Regions from separate parts of the Homo sapiens genome. Here region 2 is linked to region 1. The links are chromatin loops, found by intact Hi-C in ENCODE. Cell type or tissue: GM12878. All regions are shown on one strand. Links, peaks and the distances in the headings refer to the core of each region. The heading gives the core; the rest is flanking DNA.

The links. Hi-C counts contacts between places; a loop is a spot of excess contacts. Peaks named below come from ENCODE experiments on the same cell type or tissue, not always from the same donor. Only the 100,000 strongest peaks of a DNase experiment are listed, where the experiment ranks them.
Region 2: it touches region 1 in a loop (12-fold over the local background); 105 of 110 quality-filtered maps call a loop at or near these places.

What each region holds. Positions count from the first base shown.
Region 1 is chr17:38,675,009-38,680,378 of GRCh38, reverse strand. No RefSeq gene overlaps it. Among named protein-coding and RNA genes, the nearest start is that of EPOP, 2.7 kb to the right of the region's middle. RefSeq lists an enhancer at 3,029-3,323. In GM12878, for the core only: a CTCF peak has its summit at 3,153; a DNase peak (open chromatin) is centred at 3,148; H3K4me3 peaks cover 282 bases.
Region 2 is chr17:38,732,720-38,738,089 of GRCh38, reverse strand. CISD3 (CDGSH iron sulfur domain 3) reads right to left here. Exons shown (of 4, transcript NM_001136498.2): 4 at 2,485-4,814. The coding sequence ends at 4,635. PCGF2 (polycomb group ring finger 2) reads left to right here. Exons shown (of 11, transcript NM_007144.3): 10 at 1,920-2,000; 11 at 2,490-4,192. The coding sequence ends at 2,867. Among named protein-coding and RNA genes, the nearest start is that of CISD3, 5.1 kb to the right of the region's middle. RefSeq lists an enhancer at 2,640-3,167. In GM12878, for the core only: CTCF peaks have their summits at 2,821 (motif pointing right) and 4,092 (motif pointing left); no DNase peak of the experiment used is centred there.

The sequences.
Region 1 (5,370 bases), core at 207-5,206:
GCAGCTGGGATTACAGGCGTGCACCACCACACCTGGCTTATTTATTTATTTATTTATTTATTTATTTACAGACAGAGTCTCGCTCTGTCACCAGACTGGGGTGATGTGGCGCAATCTCGGCTTACTGCAACCTCCACCTCCTGGGTTCAAGCGATTCTCCTACCTCAGCCTCCCTAGTAGCTGGGATTGCAGGCACCCGCCACCACGCACAGCTAATTTTTGTATTTTTAGTAGAGATGGGGTTTCACCATGTTGGCCAAATGGTCTTGATCTTTTGACCTTGTGATCTGCTCGCCTTGGCCTTCCAAAGTGCTGAGATTACAGGTGTTAGCCACTGCGCCCGGCCTAGTTTTAAATTTTTTTAGTAGAGACGGGGTTTCGCCATGATGGCCAGGCTAGTCTCGAACTCCTGACCTCAGGTGATCCGCCCACCTCAGCCTCCCAAAGTGCTGGGATTACAGGCGTGAGCCACCGTGCCCAGCCTATATCATGGATATTAATAGGAATGTAAAATGGAATAGCCCGTTTGGAAAACAGCCTTGCAGTTTTTAGTTTAGTTTTGTTTTGTTTTGAGACAGGGTCTCACTCTGCCGCCCAGGCACAGAATGGCATGAATGTGGCTCACTGCAGCCTTGACCTGCTGGACTCAAGTAATTCCTCACCCTCAGCCTTCTGAGTAGCTGAGACTACAGGCACATGCCACCACTCCCGGCTAATTTTTGTATTTTGTAGAGATGGAGTTTCACCATGTTGCCCAGGCTGGTCTCAAACTCCTGGCCTCAAGCCATCAGCCTGCCTTGGCCTCCCAAAGTGCTGGGAATACAGGTGTGAGCTACCATGCCCGACCTTGGCAGTTTTTAAAAGAATTAAACACAGCTGGGCATGGTAGCTCATGCCTGTAATCCCAGCCCTTTGTGAGGCTGAGGCAGGAGAATCCCTTGAGCCGAGGAGTTTGAGACCAGCCTGGGGAATATAGCGAGACCCTGTCTTACAAAAAAAATTTAAAAAGAAATTCGCTGGGCATGGTGGCTCAGGCTTGTGGTCCCAGCCACACTGGAGGCTGAGGCAGAGGATCTCGTGAGCCCAGGAGGTCAAGGCTGCAGTGAGCCCTGACTGTGCCACTGCACTCCAGCCTGAATGAGACTGTGAGACCCTGTCTCAAAAAAAAAAGAAAAAGAAAAAAAAGGTTAAACATAAATGTAGCATATGACCCAGCAATTCCACCCTTAAATGTCTACTTAGGAGAAATAAAAACATATATTCACAAAAGACGTGTATAGCAAATGTTCATAACAGCATTATAGATAATAGCCAAAAAGTGAAAAACACCCAAATGTGATTGGATAAACAAAATGTGGCATATCCCTACAACAGACTACTACTCAGCAATAAAAAGGAACAGGCCGGGCGCAGTGGCTCATCCCTGTAATCCCAGCACTTTGGGAGGCTGAGGCAGGCGGATCACCTGAGGTCGGGAGTTCAAGACCAGCCTGACCAACACGGAGAAACCCCGTCTCTACTAAAAATACAAAATTTGCCAGGCGTGGTGGCGGGTGCCTGTAATCCCAGGTACTCGGGAGGCTGAGGCAGGCGTATCGCTTGAGCCCAGGAGGCGGAGGTTGCAGTAAGCTGAGATTGTGCCATTGTACTCCAGCTTGGGCAACAAGAGCAAAACTCTATCTCAAAAGAAAAAAAAAAGGAACAGATTACCAATACACGCTACAACACAGGTAAACCTCAAAAACATTATGCTTTTGTGAAGCCAGATGCAAAAGACCACATATTGCATGATTCCATTTATATAAAATATCCAAAAAAGGGAACTCTATAGAGACAGAAAGATTAGTCACCCAGGGCTGGGGATGGGAAGGGAGAGCTACAAGTGGGGAGGAGGAGTCTTATAAGCAATGTTCTAAAACTGGATTATGGGGCCGGGCACGGTGGCTCACGCCCATAATTCCAGCACTTTGGGAGGCCGAGGTGGGCGGATCACCTGAGGTCAGGAGTTCGAGACCAGCCTGGCCAACAGGGTGAAACCCTGTCTCTACTAAAAATACAAAAATTAGCCGGGCGTGGTAGCATCTGCCTGTAATCCCAGCTACTTGGGAGGCTGAGGCACAAGAATTGCTTGAATCTGAGAGGCGGAGGTTGCAATGAGCTGAGATTGAGCACTCCAGCCTGGGCAACAGAGTGAGACTCTCAAAAAAAAAAAAAAATTTAGCTGGGCGTGGTGGTGGGAACCTATAGTCTCAGCTACTTGGGAGGTTGAGGCAGGACAATTGCTTGAACCCGGGGGGTGAAGCCTGCAGTGAGCTGAGATTGTGCCACTGCACTCCAGCCTGGAAGACAAAGTGAAACTGTCTCAAAAAAACCCCCAAAACTGGACTATGATGATGGTTGCATAACTGTAAATTTACTAAAAATCATTGAATTGGACACTTAAAATGGGTTATGTGTGGTATGTTCACTTTTAAAAATAGTGTCGGCCAGGCGCAGTGGCTCATGCCTGTAATCCCACCACTTTGGGAGGCCAAGGCGGGCGGATCACAAGGTCAAGAGCTCGAGACCATCCTGGCCAACATGGTGAAACCTCGTCTCTACTAAAAATACAAAAACTAGCTGGGCGTGGTGGTGCGCGCCTGTAGTCCCAACTACTCAGGAGGCTGAGACAGGAGAATGGCTTGAACCCGGGAGGCAGAGGTTGCAGTGAGCTGAGATCGCGCCACTGCACTCCAGTTTGGGCGACCGAGTGAGACCCTGTCTCAAAAAAAAAAGGTCTATTTCATAGGCTGTTATGGGGATTAAGTGACATCCAGTTCTTAGAACAGAGACTGGGCAGTAAGTACTACAGAAGTTACTATGGGGTTGGACGCCTGGGGTGCAGTTCCCCAAAAGGGGCAACCGGGCAGGTCTCCTGCTCCCAAATCCTTGAACACAGTCCTTACTGCCCCAGGTGAGACCTAGATGGGCCAAGGAAAGGGAAGGGCTGGCTTCTGGATCCAGAGGGGCCCTTTCTAGCCTTCACTCTGGAAGTGTTAGATGGGACCCGGCATCCAGCCTTGTCCCTCTTTTTCTCCTATGAGGAGGAGAGGTTCCTGAGAAGGGTGTTGCCGCCCTCATAGCAGGCTGAGGATGGGGTCGAGTGTCCTCTACCGGAGGAAATGGTAATTGCAGCAGCTGGGCCTGCCCACGTGAGTTCTGGTGACTGCTCACATCATGTTTCAACCCTCCCAACAATGTGAGGAAGCCACTGTTGTCCCCTTTTCACTGATAAGGACATTGAGACTTAGAGTGTCTAGGTGACCTGCCCAGGGTTGCACAGCGCCACCCCCGCCCCCATCCAGGCCATAAAGGGTGGTTTGATGATCTCCTTTCAGCTGGAGAGGCACTCACACTATTCTCCTACTGTTTGTAGTGATTCCATCCCTGAGTCCATATTCTGGGGTGCCTGATGAGAGCAAGGGGAAGTAGGGATAGTGGAGGCAGAGAGAAGCACTCACAATCGTAATGACCCCTCAATAAAGCCCCCAAACTCACATGGGGAAGGGGGAGCTGGGAGCTTTTGGAGGCAGAGAAAGAAGAGGCCATTGATCTGCACTGTTATGTAATATTCACTCATTTATTCATACTGATCATTTTCTTGGGCATTCTCTCCTTGTGTCTACACTGTGGTAGGCACAGGAGTGCAAGTAGGCACTGTTGTTGAGGATGAGTCCTCAGCACTGTCCTGCAGAAGAGACAGCCATGAAGATCATCCTTCCAGAACTTTCCGTGTGTGTGTGTGTGTGTGTGTGTGTGTGTGTGTGTGTGTGTGTGTAGAGGTGGGCTTTTTGAGCAATTATGAGCCCTGGAGTCTAGACCCAGCTCAGCTTCATGACTTGGCAGGACCCCAGGATCCCCCCTTGTGACAACTGCCCTGGAGAGCTCTTCTGCAGATGTTAGAGGGTGAGTGTTTTGGGCAATGGAACATCACACCTCCTCCTTCCTCAAACCCTCGCCCCACCTAGGGACTTTACCTCTGGACTTTGCAGGTGGGGGAGGCAGATCCTCCTTACCCCTGTCCTCCCAGATGTTATTTGATGACACATAGGGAAACTACACCTCTGTTGTCACTGCTAGAAGGGCCCGGAGGCAAGCTGCATCATTTGTCCCCGTTCTGAAACCCTCTCTTGTCCTGGCTCCAGAATAAGATATTTATCTGTGGGGCCGCCCCCAGCATTCTTCCACACCTTTACCCCAAGTCATCATACCAATCTCTGTATTTCCACAGATAGGAAACGGCAGTATTCCAATAACCTGATTTTTATCAAGAGAGAAATATCCCAAGGATTCATTCACTCGCTCACTTGCTCATTCATTCATTCACACATATTGATTGAGCACCTATTATATCTTGGCCACTGTTCTAGGCAGTGGGGGATGCACCAATGATCAAGACAAAGTTCTCGTCAACTCATTTCCAGACTAATGGGAGAGACAGACACTAAAGAATAAATCCATTTACAGACTTTTATGTAACAATAAGCTATGCAGAAACTAAAGAAGGTTAAGGGGATAGAACAGGGTGGGGGTGTGTGCTGCATTATCAGAATTTGTACTGGGAATTCACTTTTTCTTTATTTTCCTTGGGGCAGATGAGAGTGAGGGTCTGCGCGTGCCCTCCTCTGGCCTCTTCAACCGGTTTGGCAGATCAAACCTCAGAGGGGGGCATCCTGGGATTGGGGGTCAGGGGTTGCAGAGTCAGCCCTCGGAATTTAGTTGAGGCGGAGTATTTAGATACTGCATCAGAGAAATGGAAATAGATACCGAGACAGCCTATTTATCGGCTTCCATGGATGTAATAACACTCCCACCCTTCCAAATTTATTTTTTTTGTTCATCTTGCATACAAGTACTGAATTATTAACTACTTATACATTACAGCATTTTTGAGCCTACTGTGTGCCACGCACTGTTTTAGGGGCCATTCACGGCCCGCTAGAATCCCTGCTGTGCAAAGCTTGTAAACAACCATTGCCTCATTTCATCTTTCCCCTAAACATTATTTCTGAGATTCATCTACGTTGATTCACATAGCTCTTTTAGTCCCAAGAGGGCAGATATGAACCGTCCCATTTTACAGATGCAAAACCGTGACTGCTCGGGAAAAAACGAGTGGCTTTGCGACGACGAAATCCCAGGACGCCACCGGGCCACGTGCGGCGGCGCATCTGGCCGCTCGCGATCCCACCCGCGCACGCTCCCTCCCGCGCTCCCTCCCAGCCGCCGCCGCGCCGGGTCCACGTGTGTGTGTCTGTGTGCGGAATGGGGACGGGGGCGGTGCCGCCGGAGGGGTGGGGTCCGGGCTAACGTCACGGGCGGTGCGGCCCA
Region 2 (5,370 bases), core at 1-5,000, 58 kb before region 1:
AAAAAACGCAGGGCCTCCTCAGGCTGGTTGGCTGTGGGAAGGCTAGTCTGAAATTCCAACGGAGCTCCAGGACATAGCTTTTCAAGCTTGAATGTATATGTGTCCCCTGGAGATCTTGTTAAAATGCAGATTCTGATTTATTTAGTAGATTCCATATTTCCTTTTTTTTTTTTTTTTTTGAGATGGAGTCTTGCTCTGTCACCAGGCTAGAGTGCAGTGGAGCGATCTCGGCTCACTGCAACCTCCGCCTACCGGATTCAAGCGATTCTCCTGCCTCAGCCTCCCGAGTAGCTGGGATTACAGGCGCCTGCCACCACACCTGGCTAATTTTTGTAGTTTTAGTAGAGACAGGGTTTCACCATGTTGGCCAGGCTGGTCTTAAACTCCTGACCTCGTGATCCACCCCACCTTGGCCTCCCAAAGTGCTGGGATTACAGGCATGAGCCACGGCACCCGGCCAGATTCCATATTTCTAACAAGCTCCTAGGTACTGAAGGTCCATGGATCACACTCTAGGACAGTGGATCCTAAACTGTTGCCTGTTAAATCTCATGAGTTAACTCACATCTTACCAGTTAAGTCAGAATTTCTGGGGGTAAGATGCAGGCATTGATTTTTTGTTTTTGCTTTTTTTGTTTCCCCTTTGTCACGCAGGCTGGAGTGCAGTGGCATCATCTTGGCTCACTGCAATCTCCACCTCCTGGTTTAAAGTGATTCTTGTGCCTCAGCCTCCCAAGTAGCTGGGACTACAGGTACATGCCACCACACGTGGCTAATTTTTGTACTTTCAGTATAGACAGGGTTTCACCATGTTGGCCAGGCTGGTCTCCAACTCCTGGCCTCAAGTGACCCACCCGCTTCAGCCTCCCAAAGCTCTGGGATTACAGGTGTGAGCCACCGCACCTAGCCAGGCATTGGTGGGTTTTTGGTTTTTTGTTTGTTTGTTTGTTTTTTGAGACAGAGTCTTGCTCTTGTTGCCCAGGCTGGAGTGCAATGGCAGGATCTTGGCTCACCGCAACCTCTGCTGACCCCCCGGGCTCAAGCGATTCTCCCACCTTAGCCTCCCGAGTAGCTGGGATACAGGCATGTGGCACCACACCCGGCTAATTCTGTTTTTTTAGTAGAGACGGGGTTTCTCCATGTTGGTTTGGCTGGTCTTGAATTCTCGGCCTCCCAAAGCTCTGGGATTATAGGCTTGAGCCACCGCACTTGGCCTAGGCATTGGTGTTTGTTTTTTGTTTTGTTTTGTTTTTTTTGAGACGGAGTCTCGCTCTGTCGCCCAGGCTGGAGTTCAGGGGCACTATCTCCGCTCACTGCAAGCTCCGCCTCCCGGGTTCACGCCATTCTCCTGCCTCAGCCTCCCGAGTAGCTGGGACTACAGACACCCGCCACCACGCCCAGCTAATTTTTTGTATTTTTAGTAGAGACGGGGTTTCACCACGTTAGCCAGGATGGTCTCGATCTCCTGACCTTGTGATCCGCCCGCCTTGGCCTCCCAAAGTGCTGGGATTACAGGCATGAGCCACCGCACCCGGCCACATTGGTGTTTTTTAAAGCTCCCTGGGTGATTCCATTTTGCAGCTGGGGGTGAGAGCCAGAGTTCCAGGAGATCCCCCTGAGCCTTTTCAGCTCCTCTGGGCGACCTGCCAGAGATAGGAGACCCAGACAGCTGTGTGCATGGTGGGACCAGAGGCTGCTAACAATAGGGGAAACTTCTCTGGAACCCTTCCTGCCTGGTGGTCAGGAGTTATGTTGGAACAACTCTGACAGGGAAGTCAAATCCACAGTGAAATCCCAGAGAAATAAGGGACCATCTGTAAATCCACCCTTCCCATTGCCCCGCCTCCCAGTCCCCCACATTCCCAGCCTGGAGCCCCGAGCTGGCCAGGGTCATGGTGTCCTCCGCTTCCCTCCCCCAGGTGGAGGTTCTGTACGAGGACGAGCCACTGAAGGAATACTACACCCTCATGGACATCGCCTACATCTACCCCTGGCGGCGGGTGAGCCAGCGAGTGGGGCGGGCAGGGAGCAGACTCCCACAGGGTCTGGCATAGGTCTGTGGCCACATGGGCCACCCTTCTGTAATCAGAGACAGTCTGTCCCTTATCCCATGAGCTGCATGTCCAGGGTGGCTTGCTACAGCAGGTCAGCCTCTGGGCCATCTCTTGCGGATGACTTTCCGCTCAGGAGACAAGGCTCCCTGGGCAGACGGTGTCCCCAGATTTGGGGGCAGAAATAGGTGCTGGCAGCTGCCGTGTGTTTGCCTCCCTCTCTCCCGTCTCCTCTCTGACGGAGTCTCTGCTCTTAGACCTTTTCCCTCTCTGGGTCTTCATGCACCCTGTATCCTTGTCTCTCTCCTCTCCAAGGCCCCATCCCATCCCTTTTTTCGAGTTTGGACACTGTGGGGTGGAGATGGTGGCCCTTTAGTTGGACTCTGTCTCCTGATACCTTCCCCTTCCCTGTGTCTCTCCTCCCCACTCTCCCCGCAGAACGGGCCTCTCCCCCTCAAGTACCGTGTCCAGCCAGCCTGCAAGCGGCTCACCCTAGCCACGGTGCCCACCCCCTCCGAGGGCACCAACACCAGCGGGGCGTCCGAGTGTGAGTCAGTCAGCGACAAGGCTCCCAGCCCTGCCACCCTGCCAGCCACCTCCTCCTCCCTGCCCAGCCCAGCCACCCCATCCCATGGCTCTCCCAGTTCCCATGGGCCTCCAGCCACCCACCCTACCTCCCCCACTCCCCCTTCGACAGCCAGTGGGGCCACCACAGCTGCCAACGGGGGTAGCTTGAACTGCCTGCAGACACCATCCTCCACCAGCAGGGGGCGCAAGATGACTGTCAACGGCGCTCCCGTGCCCCCCTTAACTTGAGGCCAGGGACCCTCTCCCTTCTTCCAGCCAAGCCTCTCCACTCCTTCCACTTTTTCTGGGCCCTTTTTTCCACCTCTTCTACTTTCCCCAGCTCTTCCCACCTTGGGGGTGGGGGGCGGGTTTTATAAATAAATATATATATATATGTACATAGGAAAAACCAAATATACATACTTATTTTCTATGGACCAACCAGATTAATTTAAATGCCACAGGAAACAAACTTTATGTGTGTGTGTATGTGTGGAAAATGGTGTTCATTTTTTTTGGGGGGGGTCTTGTGTAATTTGCTGTTTTTGGGGGTGCCTGGAGATGAACTGGATGGGCCACTGGAGTCTCAATAAAGCTCTGCACCATCCTCGCTGTTTCCCAAGGCAGGTGGTGTGTTGGGGGCCCCTTCAGACCCAAAGCTTTAGGCATGATTCCAACTGGCTGCATATAGGAGTCAGTTAGAATCGTTTCTTTCTCTCCCCGTTTCTCTCCCCATCTTGGCTGCTGTCCTGCCTCTGACCAGTGGCCGCCCCCCACGTTGTTGAATGTCCAGAAATTGCTAAGAACAGTGCCTTTTACAAATGCAGTTTATCCCTGGTTCTGAGGAGCAAGTGCAGGGTGGAGGTGGCACCTGCATCACCTCCTCCTCTTGCAGTGGAAACTTTGTGCAAAGAATAGATAGTTCTGCCTCTTTTTTTTTTTTTCCTGTGTGTGTGGCCTTTGCATCATTTATCTTGTGGAAAAGAAGATTCAGGCCCTGAGAGGTCTCAGCTCTTGGAGGAGGGCTAAGGCTTTAGCATTGTGAAGCGCTGCACCCCCACCAACCTTACCCTCACCGGGGAACCCTCACTAGCAGGACTGGTGGTGGAGTCTCACCTGGGGCCTAGAGTGGAAGTGGGGGTGGGTTAACCTCACACAAGCACAGATCCCAGACTTTGCCAGAGGCAAACAGCCTTCCAATTGCCCCTCCACCCCCAGCTGAGGCCCGGTCACCTGGTCAGGACAGAGCAACTGCATCTAAAAGCACAAGAAGACAGAAACCTGTAAGCTCTGACCCCACCCCCACCCCTTGAGAGGTCAGCGGACCACCTCCTTAGGGACAGACCCTGGCAGGTCGCTGCCCACCGAGATTTCCTCAAGTGTGCATAGATCTGAGAGGAGTCGGGAGTCGAGACTCGAGATTCCATCATAGCGTAGGTGTGTGGGGTTGGGAGCCCCCTGATGGGCTTGTCTGTGTTTGCACCTTGTCCTGTGTCTGAGGTCCTGTGACTGTACCCTCCTTTGCCCTGGGACATCTGTATCTCTTGGCTTTGTAATAAATGCTGCATACTTTCTGGAGCCTGTAGTTCTTTGGGGTGGAGGGAAGAAGGGAAGGGTGCCTCTCATCTCTGGGTTTAGCCTGGCTTGGGGACCCCATACAGAATGAATCTGAACTGCCCTCTCCTGTGGCTGGTCAGGTGCCCCCAGCCCACAGAGAGGTTAAAATCTGGAGCAGGAGGCAGCACGTGGGCCTCATAGCAGTGACTGCAGGACTACCAGTCTGGTTGGGCAGGCTTGTTTTTGCCATCTTCCCCATCAGCAAACATTGAACCAGGGCCCACTCCCGCCTGCCCCAGACTGGAGACTTTTAGGTTATAAGGAATAATTCTTCCTTCATGAGCCAGCAGTGGGTACCAGAGTCTCTTGGGCTCAGCACCTGTTTCCTTTCCCACAGAAGGGGGTGCCTGTCAGAGGCCTGGAGCCAAGGCCACCTGTGGCTGGACAGCAGCAGCCCCCTCAGAGTGGGGAGCCCACTTCTGCCTTCTGCACGCGCTCACTCCTGTGGGTGCCATCGCAGTACGGGGGCCTCTGAGTGGCCTTGCAGGTACAGAGTGCCACCATGCGGGTCTCTTGGGCCTTGAACTTGAGTGGAGATAGGCCAGTGCGTTGGAAGAAGTGGGAGCCGTCACAGAAGGGCTGGTGGGGGAAAGACAGGAGTCAAAGACCTGACCCCACCTGCTGGGGCAGGGCAGGGCAGGCTGCAGGAGCTCAGGGGGAGTGGAGCACAGTGGTTAGGGTACAGGCTCCAGAGCAAGACTGCCAAGGCTCACTGAGTGACCTCTCTTATCTGTAATGTGGGGGTGATAAGAGTAGAGTTGTATGAGGAAATAAAATATGATCGTGATGCACTTTGCCTATAGTAAGTGTCTGGTAAGTATTTACAGAGTCTTTATAGCATTAGTCTCTGGGACACCCAGAGGGCCAGGACACTAATAGAGTGTGAGTGTGTGTGTGTGTGTGTGTGTGTGTGTGTCTCTGAGTCTCCACTGGATCATGAAATTCATTTACTTCCCATGTTCCTGGGTTAAAACTTCTTTGGGCTGGAGAGTACACTGTGGTAGCAATTTTGTTTGGCTCCAGGGAATAACTGGGCACGTGACAGGGAGTGAAGGTTACAAGGAGGAGGGGATGCCCCATAGCAAACTGGCTGGCTGGCACAGAAGTGTACTCCCCATCCCAGAAGCCGCTCAAG